Linked DNA regions of Homo sapiens: all the other regions are linked to region 2. A link is a contact called in ENCODE Hi-C or POLR2A ChIA-PET data. All regions are on one chromosome and are shown on one strand. The core of a region is the stretch at or near the end of the contact, and the rest is flanking DNA. Distances in the headings are between cores, read along the strand shown. Region 1 has its middle 21 kb from the start of GARRE1. Region 2 holds the start of WTIP (WT1 interacting protein). Region 3 holds the start of GARRE1 (granule associated Rac and RHOG effector 1).

Evidence for each region. Hi-C counts contacts between places; a loop is a spot of excess contacts on that map. ChIA-PET counts read pairs that join two places held with the same protein, here RNA polymerase II (POLR2A). Pooled maps may share reads with other maps.
Region 1: a pooled map shows a loop between it and region 2 (2.3-fold over the local background). The contact joins the enhancer-like site here to the promoter of WTIP in region 2. A Hi-C loop is called at or near these places in 2 of 50 pooled maps. POLR2A ChIA-PET finds 5 or more read pairs at or near these places in 5 of 52 experiments (B cell, H1, PC-3 and 2 more).
Region 3: a loop to region 2 is called in a map of ascending aorta, with 1.8 times the contacts of the local background. The contact joins the promoter of GARRE1 here to the promoter of WTIP in region 2. A Hi-C loop is called at or near these places in 1 of 168 maps with a recorded cell type or tissue (ascending aorta). POLR2A ChIA-PET finds 5 or more read pairs at or near these places in 2 of 52 experiments (CD8-positive, alpha-beta T cell and HepG2).

Annotation. Positions count from the first base shown.
Region 1 is chr19:34,230,860-34,235,447 of GRCh38, forward strand. No RefSeq gene overlaps it. Among named protein-coding and RNA genes, the nearest start is that of GARRE1, 21 kb to the right of the region's middle. Within about 2 kb of position 2,037, at least 26 of the 41 ENCODE cell types and tissues checked have a DNase peak (open chromatin) inside an H3K27ac peak, as active enhancers do; they include PC-3, where a contact is called at or near this core.
Region 2 is chr19:34,480,063-34,484,532 of GRCh38, forward strand. WTIP (WT1 interacting protein) reads left to right here and starts at 1,696. Exons shown (of 8, transcript NM_001080436.2): 1 at 1,696-2,579. The coding sequence starts at 1,913. RefSeq lists enhancers at 769-1,423, 1,424-2,079, 2,080-2,734.
Region 3 is chr19:34,253,253-34,257,650 of GRCh38, forward strand. It overlaps GARRE1 (granule associated Rac and RHOG effector 1), which reads left to right and starts at 1,302. Exons shown (of 14, transcript NM_014686.5): 1 at 1,302-1,362. RefSeq lists an enhancer at 1,599-2,120.

The sequences.
Region 1 (4,588 bases), core at 787-3,286, 250 kb before region 2:
AACTAGATGGTCCCATCTGGGGGTGATGGGAGACAGTGACAGATCATCGGGCATGATCAGTGAGTGCGCAACCGAGGTCCCTTGCATGCAGAGCTCACGATAGGGTTTCCAACCCTATGAGAATCTAATGCTGCTGCTGATGTGACAGGAGGTGGAGCTCGGATGGTAATGCTCACTCATCAGCCCGCCTCTCACCCGCTGTGCAGGCTGGTTCCTAACAGACCACGGACCACGACCGTTCTGCTGCCCAGGGATCAGGGACCCCTTCTCTAGTAGGTCCTAGGAATCTTACTGATCCCACAGGTAGTTGTGATTAGCTAGGTTTGGGAAGATGACTGTACAACACCAAAGCTGGTTCCTGCTTTGGGGGTGTTGATATATTTTCCACAGTAGGATTATCTTAGCATTTTTCCCATCCTTCCAAACCCAGTATATCCAGATTGTGACTGGGGCATGAAGAGAGGGATGGGACTAAGTGGAAAGGAGGGAACAGTTTTGCAGGATGGAATCAGGGGAAATGGGGAGGTTGAGACTCGAGTTTCCTCCAGAGTTTGGGTGCTTTGAGTACTGAGTTTTATTTCGTTTTTATTCCTGGCATAGGGTTTGTGTTCCTTCTGTCTCTTAATTTTGCATGCCAGTTGTCCCTGCCTCTGTGGGTTCTCTGCCCATCAGAGAAGCCGCTCCTTCTGCAGGGCCCCTCTGTCCACAGCATGGCTGAGAAGCAACTTCTTTTCCTGAGAAGGGTTACTTAGGCCATCCAATCACATCTGGATTCAGTGTGTTGCAGGATCCCCCTGCCCTGTTAGTTCAGAGATTAAGCTGTTTTACATAGTAAAGGTGGGGAGAGTGTCATGGTATAAAGTAATCCAGGTGAATGGTCTCTTCCTGTAGGAGTGCAGGTGTCACCAATTTGCTTTAGTTTACCTGTCCCGACTGGTTTTGGGGTTTTTTTGAGACGGAGTCTCACTCTATCACCCAAGCTGGAGTGCAGTGGCGCGATCTTAGCTCACTGCAACCTCTGCCTCCCAGGTTCAAGTGATTCTCTCCCCTCAGCCCCCCGAGTAGCTGGGATTGCAGGCGTGTGCCCCCACACCCAGCTAATTTTTGTATTTTTAGTAGAGATGGGATTTCACCATGTTGGCCAGGCTGGTCTCGAACTCCTCACCTCAGGTGATCCACCTGCCTCGGCCTCCTGAAGTGCTGGGATTGCAGGTGTGAGCCACTGTGCCTGGCCTGTTCTGACTCTGTTTAAAAGATAACAAGTATTAGGCTGGGTGCGGTGACTCACGCCTGTAATCCCAGCACTTTGGGAGGCTGAGGCGGGTGGATCACGAGGTCAAGAGATCGAGACCATCCTGACCAACATGGTGAAACCCCGTCTCTACTAAAAATACAAAAAATTAGCCTGGTGTGGTGGCGGGCACCTGTAATCCCAGCTACTTGGGAGGCTGAGGCAGGAGAATTGCTTGAACCTGGGAGGCGGAGGTTGCAGTGAGCTGAGATTGTGCCACTGCACTCCAGCCTGGGCAAAAAGAGCGAAGCTCCATCTCAAAAAAAAAAAAAAAAAAACCACGTATTATTAGTAAAATTGAAATCAAACTTAGGGAAGTATCATAGTACCATTAATCTGTCAATCTGAAGATGCTAAAAGGAGATTTGCTTAGCAGGCTGCCTTGGCTTCTCCAAGATGGGGAGACAGACAACTTCTTGGAAGCAGTGTCCTCCAAACAGAAATTGGTCAAGGAAGGGAAGTGGGAGAGAGAGCTTTGACTAGCAGAGGCTTGGAAGCCAGCCAGCCAGCAGCCAACAGTGCATGTGTGCATTGGGAAGCTAGTGGTCCAGGGACCAGGCACTGCTCCTGTGGGATCCATCCCAGCCCTCTAAGGAGCGGTGCAAAGGTTCTTATCCTATTTATCGGAGCCAGTGTCCAGAAAAGGAAGCTTGTGGTTTGAGACATTCTGTAAATCCGGTTCCAAGAGCACGAGGTAGGACTCTGAATCCGATGTGGTTTCTGTTCTCGGTGATGGTGCAGAGCTGTGAGCCAGTGGTAGGGTGTCCTTTAAATTCCAGCTCAGTACACTAGTTAATGAACTTGGCTGACTGATAAAAATGTTTTCAGGTTTAGCTCATGAACATATCAACATAGACCTAAATATAATTCCAGTTTGTCATGAATGTTGATTTTTTGAGGAAATGCTTTAAAATGTACTGATGCCCATGTTGTGGTTGTAAGGAAACAAAGCAGCTCTGTGAGGCCAAAGCATATTTCAGTTCAATAGTGAGGCTTTCTTAGAAAGAATGACTCATAGTCACTCAGAGTTGAGTCGCACAGAAACAACCGAGAGCAGACAGCAAGGAACGGCAGGGCCCAGAAGGTCCAGCCTTTCCCTCCAGGCTGAAGGGTTAGGGAAGATCGCCAACCTTAAAGGGGGTGTGAGAGGCCTGGGCCCAGGTGAGATTGTACTGAATTCCAGTAAACAGTGTACAGTCATTCCAGGACAGAGGACAGGAACATGTTTACTAGGTGTCTGGAGTGCACCTCTATAATCCTCATACACACTAATCCAGATAATCCTGGGATGCTGGCCTCACGCAGGATTGTTGATGAGAATGCAAATCCCAACATTGCAATTCAGGATTTTGCTTCTACTGAAAGCATTTTGTCAATGTTCTCTTTTGGGGTTAGCTGGGTGACAGTTCTCCCTTGCTGGATTCCCAGTACTTAATAGCGTTTCTTTGACTCAGTGGATATGTGGAACATTGCAGACTGCAATTTATAACACAGAACTGGGTATATATTTTCATTATAAAAGTAATACATGTAAAAAGAATGCAGGCCTCTTCTCTGATTGGGTGGTATTTTTAAAAAGAAACAAAGAATGCAGGCAGTGTAGATTATGTTTGTTTTTTAAAGGAAAGAGAAGAAAAAATTCTCTAATCCCACCACCCACAGCTGACCATGTTGACACTATTTGGGTGTATATTCTGTCTGGCATTATCCTGTACAGGCATATGCTCTTCAGCAAAAATGGATTTGGCCGGGCGCAGTGGCTCAGCCTGTAATCCCAGCACTTTGGGAAGCTGAGGCAGGCAGATCACTTGAGGTCAGGAGTTCCAGACCAGCCTGGCCAACTTGATGAAACCCCATCTCTGCTAAATGCAAAAATTATTAGCTAGGCATGGTGGCGGGTTCCTGTAATCCCAGCTACTTGGGAGGCTGAGGCAGGAGAATTTCTTGAACCCAGGAGGCAGAGGTTGCAGTGAGCCAAGATCGCGCCATTGCACTTCAGCCTGGGTGACAAGAGCAAAACTCCATCTCAAAAAGAAAAAAAGAAAAGTAGATGGGCACAGTGGCTCATGCCTGTAATCCCAGCACTTTGGGAGGCCAAAGCAGGAGGATTGCTTGAGCCCAGGAGGTTGAAGTTGCAGTAAGCCATGACCACACCACTGCACTACAGCCTGGGTGACAGAGTCTAAAAAAAAAAAAAAAAAAAAAAAAAATCCACATTTCTAAATGGGAAAATCTGAAGGCCTTGATCTGCTGCCAAGGGTCATTGGCTGTGTCTTTTGAAACATTTTTATTATGAAAGTGTCATGTGGTTATAGGATATGAGCTGCTTCAGCCCGGCACGGTGGCTCACACCTGTAATCCCAGCACTTTTGGAGGCTGAGGAGGGCGGATCACCTGAGGTCGGGAGTTCGAGACCAGCCTGACCAACATGGAGAAACTCCATCTCTACTAATCATACAAAATTAGCTGGGTGTGGTGGTGCATGCCTGTTATCCCAGCTACTCAGGAGGCTGAGGCAGGAGAATCACTTGAACCTGAGAGGTGGAGGTTGCGGTGAGCCGAGGTCACTCCATTGCACTCCAGCCTGGGCAACAAGAGTGAAACTCCATCTCAAAAAAAAAAAAAAAAGAAATGAGCTGCTTCAAACAGGTCCTCACTAAAGACCAATGACTGGCATTGCCTGAGCAACATAGGGAGACCTTGTTTCTACAAGTTATTTATTTATTTATTTATTTATTTATTTATTTATTTATTTATTTATTTGGAGCCAGAGTCTCGCTCTGTCGCCCAGGCTGGAGTGCAGTGGCACGATCTCGGCTCACTGCAAGCTCTGCCTCCCAGGTTCACGCCATTCTCCTGCCTCAGCCTCCCGGCAGCTGGGACTACAGGTGCCCGCCACCACGCCCGGCTAATTTTTTTTATTTTTAGTGGAGACGGGGCTTCGCAGTGTTAGCCAGGATGGTCTCGATCTCCTGACCTCATGATCCGCCCGCCTCGGCCTCCCAAAGTGCTGGGATTACAGGCGTGAGCCACCGCACCCGGCCTATCCAAGTAATTTTTTAAAAATTAGCTGGGCGTGGTGGCGCGTGCCTGTAGTCCCAACTACTTGGGAGGCTGAAGCGGGAGGATCACTTGAGCCCAGGAGGTTGAGGTTGCAGTAAGCCATGACCACACCACTGCACTCCAACCTGGGCAACAGAGCAAGACCCTGTCTCCAAAAGAAAAAAAGAAAAGTACACATCATAATTACCTATGTAACCGGCACCCAGATTATAAATCAGATTATTAACAGTACCC
Region 2 (4,470 bases), core at 446-2,945:
TTAGCAGCAGTATTACTGCTTCTAAGTTTCGTGTTCGTTTGTGCGGATGTTGACACCGCCAAACTGCTCTTCCCAAAAGGATATCCCAATTTGCACTCATACCAGTAGCATATGTGCAACTGTTTCACCACAGTCCTGCCAATATTGTAATTTTTAAATAGTAGATAATGCAGTCCATGAAATGTGATATGACTGAACTGGCTTTTCCTTTCTCATTTGAAAGGTAGACCATTTTTCATGTCCTGGCTTCCCTGGGTATTTGCTCTCCCAAATGCTGGCTTCTAGACCCCGCACGGAGTCTCATGCCTGTAATCTCAGCGTTTTGTGTGGTGGTGTGCGCCTGTACTCCTACGTACTCAGGAGTCCGAGGTGGGAGGATTGCTTGAGCCCAGGAGGTTGAGACTCTGGGGTGTGTGTGATCACTGTGAGCTGTGATCACACCACTGTACTCCAGCCTGGGGGACAGAGCGACACCTTGTCTGAAAAAAACAAAACAGCGCAACTCCCCCACCCTCCGCGCACACGAAATGCTTGCTTCCACTTCCCCTACCCTGGTGGGGCAGGGGCTGGAACTCCGCAGGCTATGGGAAGGTGCTGGGGTTAGCGGCCCCAGCGGGTGCTCAGTGGTGTTGAGGCCACACTGCCCTGGGCGGTCTGGCCGGGACAGTTCCCGTGCGGGCTCCCTGCGCGCTGAGCCACTGTAGGCGCCTTCCCGAAAATCTCTGAGCAGAGAGGGCCTGGAAAACAGTACTCTCTCACGCAACACTTTTCTTGGATCCATCAGGCCCTGACAGATAACGGTTTGGTTTTCTTCCCTATAGCCGTGTGACTTGTACAAGGGATTTTAGTTGTGTCCTTGGGCACGAAGCCCTAGTCACCTCTCGATTCCCCACCTATGTGGCCCCTATGGCCCCGCTGGTTCCAGGACCTCCCCTCGAAGCCTCACCCACCACCCTGGATGCAGGTGCTGGAAAAGGGAGGAGTCCCCATATTTCACGGGGACTGCCTGTGATGGCCACAGGGGAGGCTCGCCGCCCACCGGCTCTGAGCCTGAGGCCTGCTTCTAGCCTGGCCTTGGGGGCCTGGGCGAAGCGACCCAGCGCGAGGACCAGTCCCCAACCAACCCGCTCCTAGTTCTGGGCGCCTTCCCCAGCAGTCAGATGGGGGCTTCAGAGGCCGGTGCGCGGCCACATGGCCCCGGGCCAGGCAGGGGGTCGTGGGGACGCATCTGCGCTAGGCGCACAGTATTCCTGGGCGCGGGACGGGCGAAGCGCCGTGGGTTCCAAGCTGAGCTGGGTCGGCCCTGCAGCGCCGGAGAGCAAGGCGGCGCAGGGAAGGGAGATGGGGCGGGATGTGGGGAAAGCTGTCGACTGCTTGGATCTCTCCGGCCCGGATGGCGCCAGCTGCCTCCAGCTCAGCCTGCGGAAATCCGAGCTCTTCCCAGCGGCCCGACGGCCCGGGCGCCCCGCAGACCCTGGGCTCTCCCCGCGGTGCCTCCGCCGCCCGCCCCTGCGTCCTGGCCCGGCCTCCACGCCCCTCCGAGGTCCCGGCGCAGCGCGGCCGCCGCCACTCCCCCCACATTCCAGAGGCCGCAGCGCCGTCTCCTTCCTCGCATTCCTGCCCCCGCAAAGGAGTCCCTCCGCCCCGCGCGAGGCCGCGGCGAGGAGGGGGCGCGGCCCGGCGCCTGGGAGCTTACATTCCTCCGCCGCGCGCGCCGCCGAGCAGGGCGCCGCGTCCCCCGGCCCGCGCGTGGCCGCCGGAACGACCCCGGCCCGGCGCCGGCCCCGCCCCGCCCCGCGCCCAGGGGTCCCGGGGCGGGCTCCGGGCTTCGGGCGGACGATGCGGCGGCCCGGCCGGAGCGGCGGCGGGAAGCGGAGGCGGAGGTGACGCGCCAGGGCCGGCGGGCCGGGCCATGCAGCGCTCCAGGGCGGGCGCGGACGAGGCGGCCCTACTCCTGGCCGGGCTGGCCCTGCGGGAGCTGGAGCCCGGGTGCGGCTCTCCCGGTCGGGGGCGGCGGGGGCCGCGGCCTGGGCCTGGAGACGAGGCGGCGCCCGCGCTGGGCCGCAGAGGGAAGGGCAGCGGCGGCCCCGAGGCCGGGGCGGACGGACTGAGCCGCGGGGAGCGGGGTCCCCGGCGCGCGGCGGTTCCGGAGCTCAGCGCGCAGCCTGCGGGCAGCCCACGGGCCAGCCTGGCGGGGTCCGACGGCGGCGGCGGTGGCGGCAGCGCCCGATCCAGCGGCATCAGCCTGGGCTACGACCAGCGCCACGGCAGCCCGCGCTCCGGTCGCTCGGACCCGCGTCCCGGTCCCGGGCCGCCTTCGGTGGGCAGCGCCCGCTCCAGCGTTTCCAGCCTCGGCTCCCGGGGCTCGGCCGGCGCCTACGCTGACTTCCTCCCGCCCGGCGCCTGCCCCGCGCCCGCTCGCTCCCCGGAGCCTGCGGGGCCGGCTCCCTTCCCGCTGCCTGCACTCCCGCTGCCCCCTGGCCGGGAGGGCGGCCCAAGCGCGGCCGAGCGGCGGCTGGAGGCGCTCACCCGGGAGCTGGAGCGGGCGCTCGAGGCGCGCACGGCGCGGGACTACTTCGGTGAGCTCGCTCGGCCCGGCAGTTCCCTGCGCGCATGGCTGGGGTCCGGGGTTCCGAGACTGCCTCGGGTAGGCGGCCGGATCAGCGGAGGAGAGCACGGGGCTGGCTGGGGGTGCAGCAGTGCACGGGGTTGGGACGAGGAAGGTGCATCCCCTGGGGACTGGGGAGCGCAAAGGGTGAGTGAGTGCGCCTGGATCCCCAGCAGCGGCTTCACCCCTGCCTCTGGGTCCCCCGACACACGAGGGGTTCTGGCCGAGTGAGTTGATGTGCGGTTCCTAACTTAACAGGCAAGTCAGGTTCATGGGCACACTGAGCCATTTTCTGATAATTTTTTCTTCTTTCTTCTTTTTTTTTTTTCTTTCTTCTTTTTTTTTTTTTTTTGAGACAGGGTCTTCCTCTGTCGCCGAGACTGGAGTGCAGCGGCGCGTCCTCGGCTTACTGTAGCCGTCGCCTCTCAAGCTGAAGCGATCCTCTCGCCTCAGCCTCCCGAGAAGCTGGGACTACAGGTGCACACCACCATGCCCAGCTTTTCTTCTTCTTACTTTTTTTTTTTTTTTTTTTTTGTAGAGACAGAGTCTCCCTATGTTGCCCAGGCTGGTCTTAAACTCCTGGGCTCAAGCGATCCGCCCTCCTCGGCCTCCCAAGGTGCTAGGATTACAGGCTTGAGCCAGTGCGCCCGGCCTGATCTTTTCTTCTTTGCGTTTGGTGCTCTCATTCTATCTGATCCTTTCATGCTTCGTGATGAGCAGAAAGGGGTGCTTCCCCGTCTGCCCCGCCACGGTATGGGTGTGGACAGCAACCGGGAGATGGAGTGGCCCAGGTACCACCGGATACCGCCTGACCCAGGCTTTGGTGATGGTAGCGGCTGGAGAGGGAGACTGTGTGAGGGAAGAAAAGCCCACTTTGCGGGAGAGGGGAACCGTGCCAGTCACACGGGGCTGCCCTCGCCCGGACTGTGCTGTGGACATAGGATGTTTCCTAAAGGAATCCTGCTGCAGGTGCATCTGCAAAGCCCAGCAGCCTCACAGCCTCCACTTCCCAGTGTGGCCCAGGCCCCCTGATCTCTAGTTCTTGGGACAGCTCTTGGGGTGAGATTGTGAGCGGGGCAGAGGTATACTGTGGGGCCTGGGGCGAGAACTTCCCAACCCGCCTTCTGTATTAAGCACCTGGCTTTGGTGGATGGATGGTCACCATGCCTGGGACCGTGGCTGTCCTGGGGTTTGTGTCTTTGAGCGTTCAATGGTGTCAGCAGCTCACGGCTGCCCTGAACTGGATCTTTTTTTTTTTTTTTTTTTTTTTTTTTTGAGACGGAATCTCGCTCTGTCGCCAGGCTGGAGTGCAGTGGCGTGATCTTGGCTCACTGCAACCTCCGACTCCCTGGTTCAAGCGATTCTCCTGCCTCAGCCTCCCCAGTAGCTGGGATTACAGGCATGCGCCACCACGCCCAGCTAATTTTTGTATTTTTAGTAGAGGCGGGGTTTCACCATGTTGGCCAGGATGGTCTTGATCTCCTGACCTCATGATCCGCCTGCCTCAGCCTCCCAAAATGTTGGGATTACAGGCGTGAGCCACCGTGCCCGGCCCTGAACTGGATCTTGAGGGGTGAGGAGTCTGTCAGTGAGGGGCCAGGTGGGGGCATTCCAGAGAGAGGGAAGAATGAGCAGAGGAGGCCAGGCGGGATGAGAGATTGCCCCGCTCTTCCCCCTGGGGTTGCAGCCCAGAGGGCTCAGGTGGTCGAGGGCATATGTGGGCTAAGAGGAGGTGCGCCTGCTTTGGGATGGAGAGCGCCTCCCATCTGTGAGGTCATGGTGAGACTCTGTGGCTGGGCAGGTCTCGTGGCGCCTGTTGGATGGCCTGGGAGCAGGGAGATGTGCCAGGAGCTGTCATCTCC
Region 3 (4,398 bases), core at 52-2,551, 230 kb before region 2:
CAGGCTGGTCTCGAACTCCTGACCTCAGGTGATCCACGCGCCTTGGCCTCCCAAAGTGCTGGGATTACAGGCGTAAGCCACGGCGCCCGGCCTCCTTCAACGCTGAGTAATATTCTATTGTTATGTTTATACCACATTTTGTGAACCCATTCACCCGTGGATGGACATTGGGTTGCTTCCACCTTCTGACTAATATGAACATGGGTGTACACATTTATATCCACTCTTGCCTCCCCTCCGTAGTCCTTCCTTCTCCACACTGCATCTAGAGTAACCCCTTTACACTCTCAAGTATGGACAAATCACCTCTTGCTTAAAACTCATTAGTTTTGCAACACTGTCAAGTAAGACCTAACTTCTCACCACTCTGATTTATTATTGGAACACAAAACTGGGCCATGCTCCGTGGCTCAAGCACTTTGGGAGGCCGAGGTGGGCGGAACACCTGAGGTCAGGAGTTTGAGACCAGCGTGGCCAACATGGGGAAATCCCGTCTCTACTAATAACACAAAAATTAGCCGGGCGTGGTGGCGCACGCTTGTAATCGCAGCTATCCGGGAGGCTGAGGCAGGAGAATCACTTGAACCCGGGAGGTGGAGGTTGCAGCGAGCCAAGATCACGTCACTGCACTCCAGCCTGGGCGATAGAGCAAGACTCCGTCTCAAACAAACAAAACCCACAGAACTGGAAGACCCTTGCTGCTGCTTCTGCGTAATGTGTTCTCCTCCCTTCTCGTTTTTTTTTTTTTTTTTCTCCCTTCTACCCCTTAGGACCTCAGCTCCTGCTCTTTCCCTGGGGGAATTCCGGATCACTCTCCTTTACTAGGTCAGGGTACTCTCTCCCTCCCTCTTACTCTTTCCCCTCCTACCACTTGTCACCATTGGTACTATATTATCACCCGGATATGTGACAATGGTATTGTGTATTTACCACTAAGGAATAAACTTATGAGGGAGAGAGCACTACCCGTTCCTGCAGTGCCCGTCGGGGCCTGGCATCTAGGAAACACTCCATACGCCAGTAATCGATTTCAGTCAATTTCAGTAATAAATCCAGGAGGACGCAGCCCGACCCCTCCCGCCCGGGGGCCAAGCCATGGTGGGGGATCTGGGTGGACCTCCGGCTCTGGCCGCCAGTCCTCAACCTCCGCCCCGGCCGTCCCGCTTGGGGGCCCAGGGTCCCAGGAGAGGAGGCTCCGGGGCGCCCCCTCCCCTCTAATGCGAGAGGAGAGTCCGCTCTAGGCGCGGGATCCGCAACCTCCCCGCGTCCGCCCGAGGCGGGGGCGGGGCCGGACCGGAGACGTAACTTCCGGTGTACACAGCCGGTCCAAGGCGGTGCGCTGGGGGCCGGGGCGCGTCGCAGGTGAGGAGCGGGCGCGGCGGGCGCAGGCGGGGGCTGGCGGGCGGGGTCGGGCGGTGGGCGGTGGGCAGCGGGGCCGCGGGCCGCAGCCAGGGCAGACGGCGAGACGGGCCCGCGGGGCGCCGCTCCGCTCGGGGCCGCAGGGCGCGGGGCCGTGGGCTCCCGCCCCTTGCCCGCCCGCTGTGGAGGACGCCGGGCTTTGCGGGCGCTGGCCGGCCGACGGAAGCCCGGAGGGGCCTCCTGGCGCGAACCCGGGACCTGGGGGCGCGTCGGAGACTCGGCGGCCGCGGCACCGCAGGGGCGGGTCGGCGCCCGTCAGGCGGGGAAAGGGGACGCTCCCTCGGTTCGCCGGGGCCCGGGAGGTCGCGCTGGCGCCAGGACCCGCTCCCGGAAGCCCGCGGAGGGAGGGCGGCCTGCTGGCGGCAGGGGTCCGCTGGGGCTAGCCGGGGAGGCGGCCCTCACGCCATCCCGGGGCTGCCGGGCGGGCTGCGCGCACCTTCCCGGCGGCGCCAGGCTGCCGAGGAACGCGCTTTTCCGGCCCTGCGGAGCCAGCTGGCGCATTGGGCCCGAGGGGAGGGTCCGCGGGGACCGGGAGGGCCGGGGCTGAGCGTGGAGGACCCGAGCCCGAGGGACGAGCGCAGAGTCAGGGGTGTGTCTTTCTGCGCCGCGCGGTGCGAGGAAAGAAGCGTGCCTGGTTGGCATGATAAGAATTTTGTTTAGACTTTTTAGAAATTTTCCAGAGACTCAGCTTTGGGGGCCTCCAGTTTGAAAATACCTTGTTCTGGTCCCTCATCCCCATTATAAAAGCAGTTAATTCTCCTTTCCTGGCAAAACACTCAAGACGACACAAAAAGTCTTAAGGTAGAAAATGACAGTCATCTGCCAGTCTACCATTCAGTGACAACCACTGCTAACATTTTGGTGATAATCAATAAATACAGATAGGTATTGTTATTTTTATGGACTTTACAGTATGTGATTTAACCACCGATGAGCATTGAGATAGTTTCCAATTTGTCACAAGATAAACAATTCTGCCGGAAGGATTTGTTTGATATGGTCTTTTTTTTTTTTTTTTAATAAGAGACTGTTGCCCAGGCTGGTCTCAAAACTTCTGGCCTCAAGCGACCCTCACGCCTTCGCCTTCCAAAGTGTTGGGATTACAAGTGTGAGATATTACACCTGGTCTGATTGTTATCTTAGAATAAATTTACAAATGGGGTCAAAGGTAACTTTATTTGTTTTTTTTTGAGACAGTCTCCCTCTGTCACCCAGGCTGGAGTGCAGTGGCGGGATCTAGATTAACTGCAACCTTAGCCTCCCGGGTTCGAGCGATTCTCCTGCTTTAGTCTCCCGAGTAGCTGAGATTACAGGCACCCACCACGCCCGGCTAATTTTTGTATTTTTAGTAGAGACAGGGTTTCGCCCAGTTGACCAGGTTGGTCTCGAACTCCTGACCTCAGGTGATCCGCCTGGCTCGGCGTTCCAAAGTGCTGGGATTATAGGCGTGAGCCACCGTGTCCGGCCGTAACGTTCAATTTTTAAGAATACATAGTATTTGTTTTCCTTTGACATATTTGGACAATTTTTCTGTCTCTTTGTCATAAAAAAAAATTCCAGCCTGGCGCGATGGCTCATGCCTGTAATCCCAGCACTTTGGGAGGCCGAGGCGGGCGGATCACTTGAGGTCAGGAGTTCTAGACCAGCCTGGCCAACGTGGTGAAACCCGGATTCAACTAAAAAAATACAAAAAAACACATTAGCCAAGCATGGTGGCGCGCTCCTGTAGTCCCAGCTACTTGGGAGGCTGAGGCAGGAGAATCGCTTGAGCCCAGGAGGCGAAGGTTGCAGTGAGCCGAGGTCGTGCCACTGCGCTCCAGCCTGGGCAACAGAGTGAGACTCCATCTCAAAAAAAAAAAAAAAGAAATTCATGTTTGCGTCTCATCGTTTCATGGTTTTATTTTTTTGCCTTTAGTCTACCTAAAATTCATTCTTGGTTTAAAATATGAAATATTTTGTAAATGGCTAGTCAGTTCCAGATTTATTGAATAATATGTAAGCTTTATCATTTTATCATATTTTAGACTAAAAGTTCTAAGTGTATGTTTGTAAGGGCTACTTACAAAGTTCATATTTACATTTTGTGTGTGCTTAGATGTTTTCAAGTGTCTTTAAAAATCACAGTATTTTCTTTTCACAGTATCTTCACAATATTTTGTTTTAAAAAGAAATCATTTTCCAATACAAGTACAGGGAATATTTCATGTTTGAGATTTTTTTTTTCTTTTTAAAGCAAAAAGTTTAGTTTATTGCCGTTTCATTTGCTTTCTTGCTGACAAGATAACAAACTCCATATGAAGAGTTCAGGTTTGTTGTGGCAACTTTTCAGTGTGGCATTTGAGATTCTAATCTTCCTCTATTTTTGCACACAAATACGTAGGTTGGCATTGGAGACCAAGATAGAAAAGTTCTCAGATTCCCTTGGCAAGCCTAGATTTTTCAATCTAAAATTATCTCCAGATGTTTGGAAGACCATGTTTTAAGCATCCTTTTTTTTTTTTTTAAGCAAATTGCACATGATTCTGTGAAAATTTTAGTAAATGTTTGTTCTGTTGAAAACCTATAGCCTAATACATCAGGATCCATGTGTCAAGTGGGTCTTCCAAGTCTATAGGAAATAATTGTTTCTGAAAGCTAGCAGGCTGGGATATCACATGGGTTGGGTGTCCACTCTCTTTTTTTTTGAGTCGGAGTCTCCCTCTGTCCCCGAGGCTGGAGTGCAGTGGCGCAATCTTGGCTTACTGCAACCTCCACCTCCCAGGTTCAAGCAATTCTTCTGCCTCAGCCTCCCTAGGAGCTGGGATCACAGTTGTGAGCCACCACCCCTGGCTAATCACTCTTTTTTCCTCCTGTAACTTTGTCCTTAGTGAAAAATGATGATCTTCCTAGGTAGGCAAAAAAATGTTGGTTTAGATAAGGAATTGATTTGTTTTGGAGTTATTGAAAAGCAGGTTGCCGTTTTCTCTGAAGTGTAAGTTC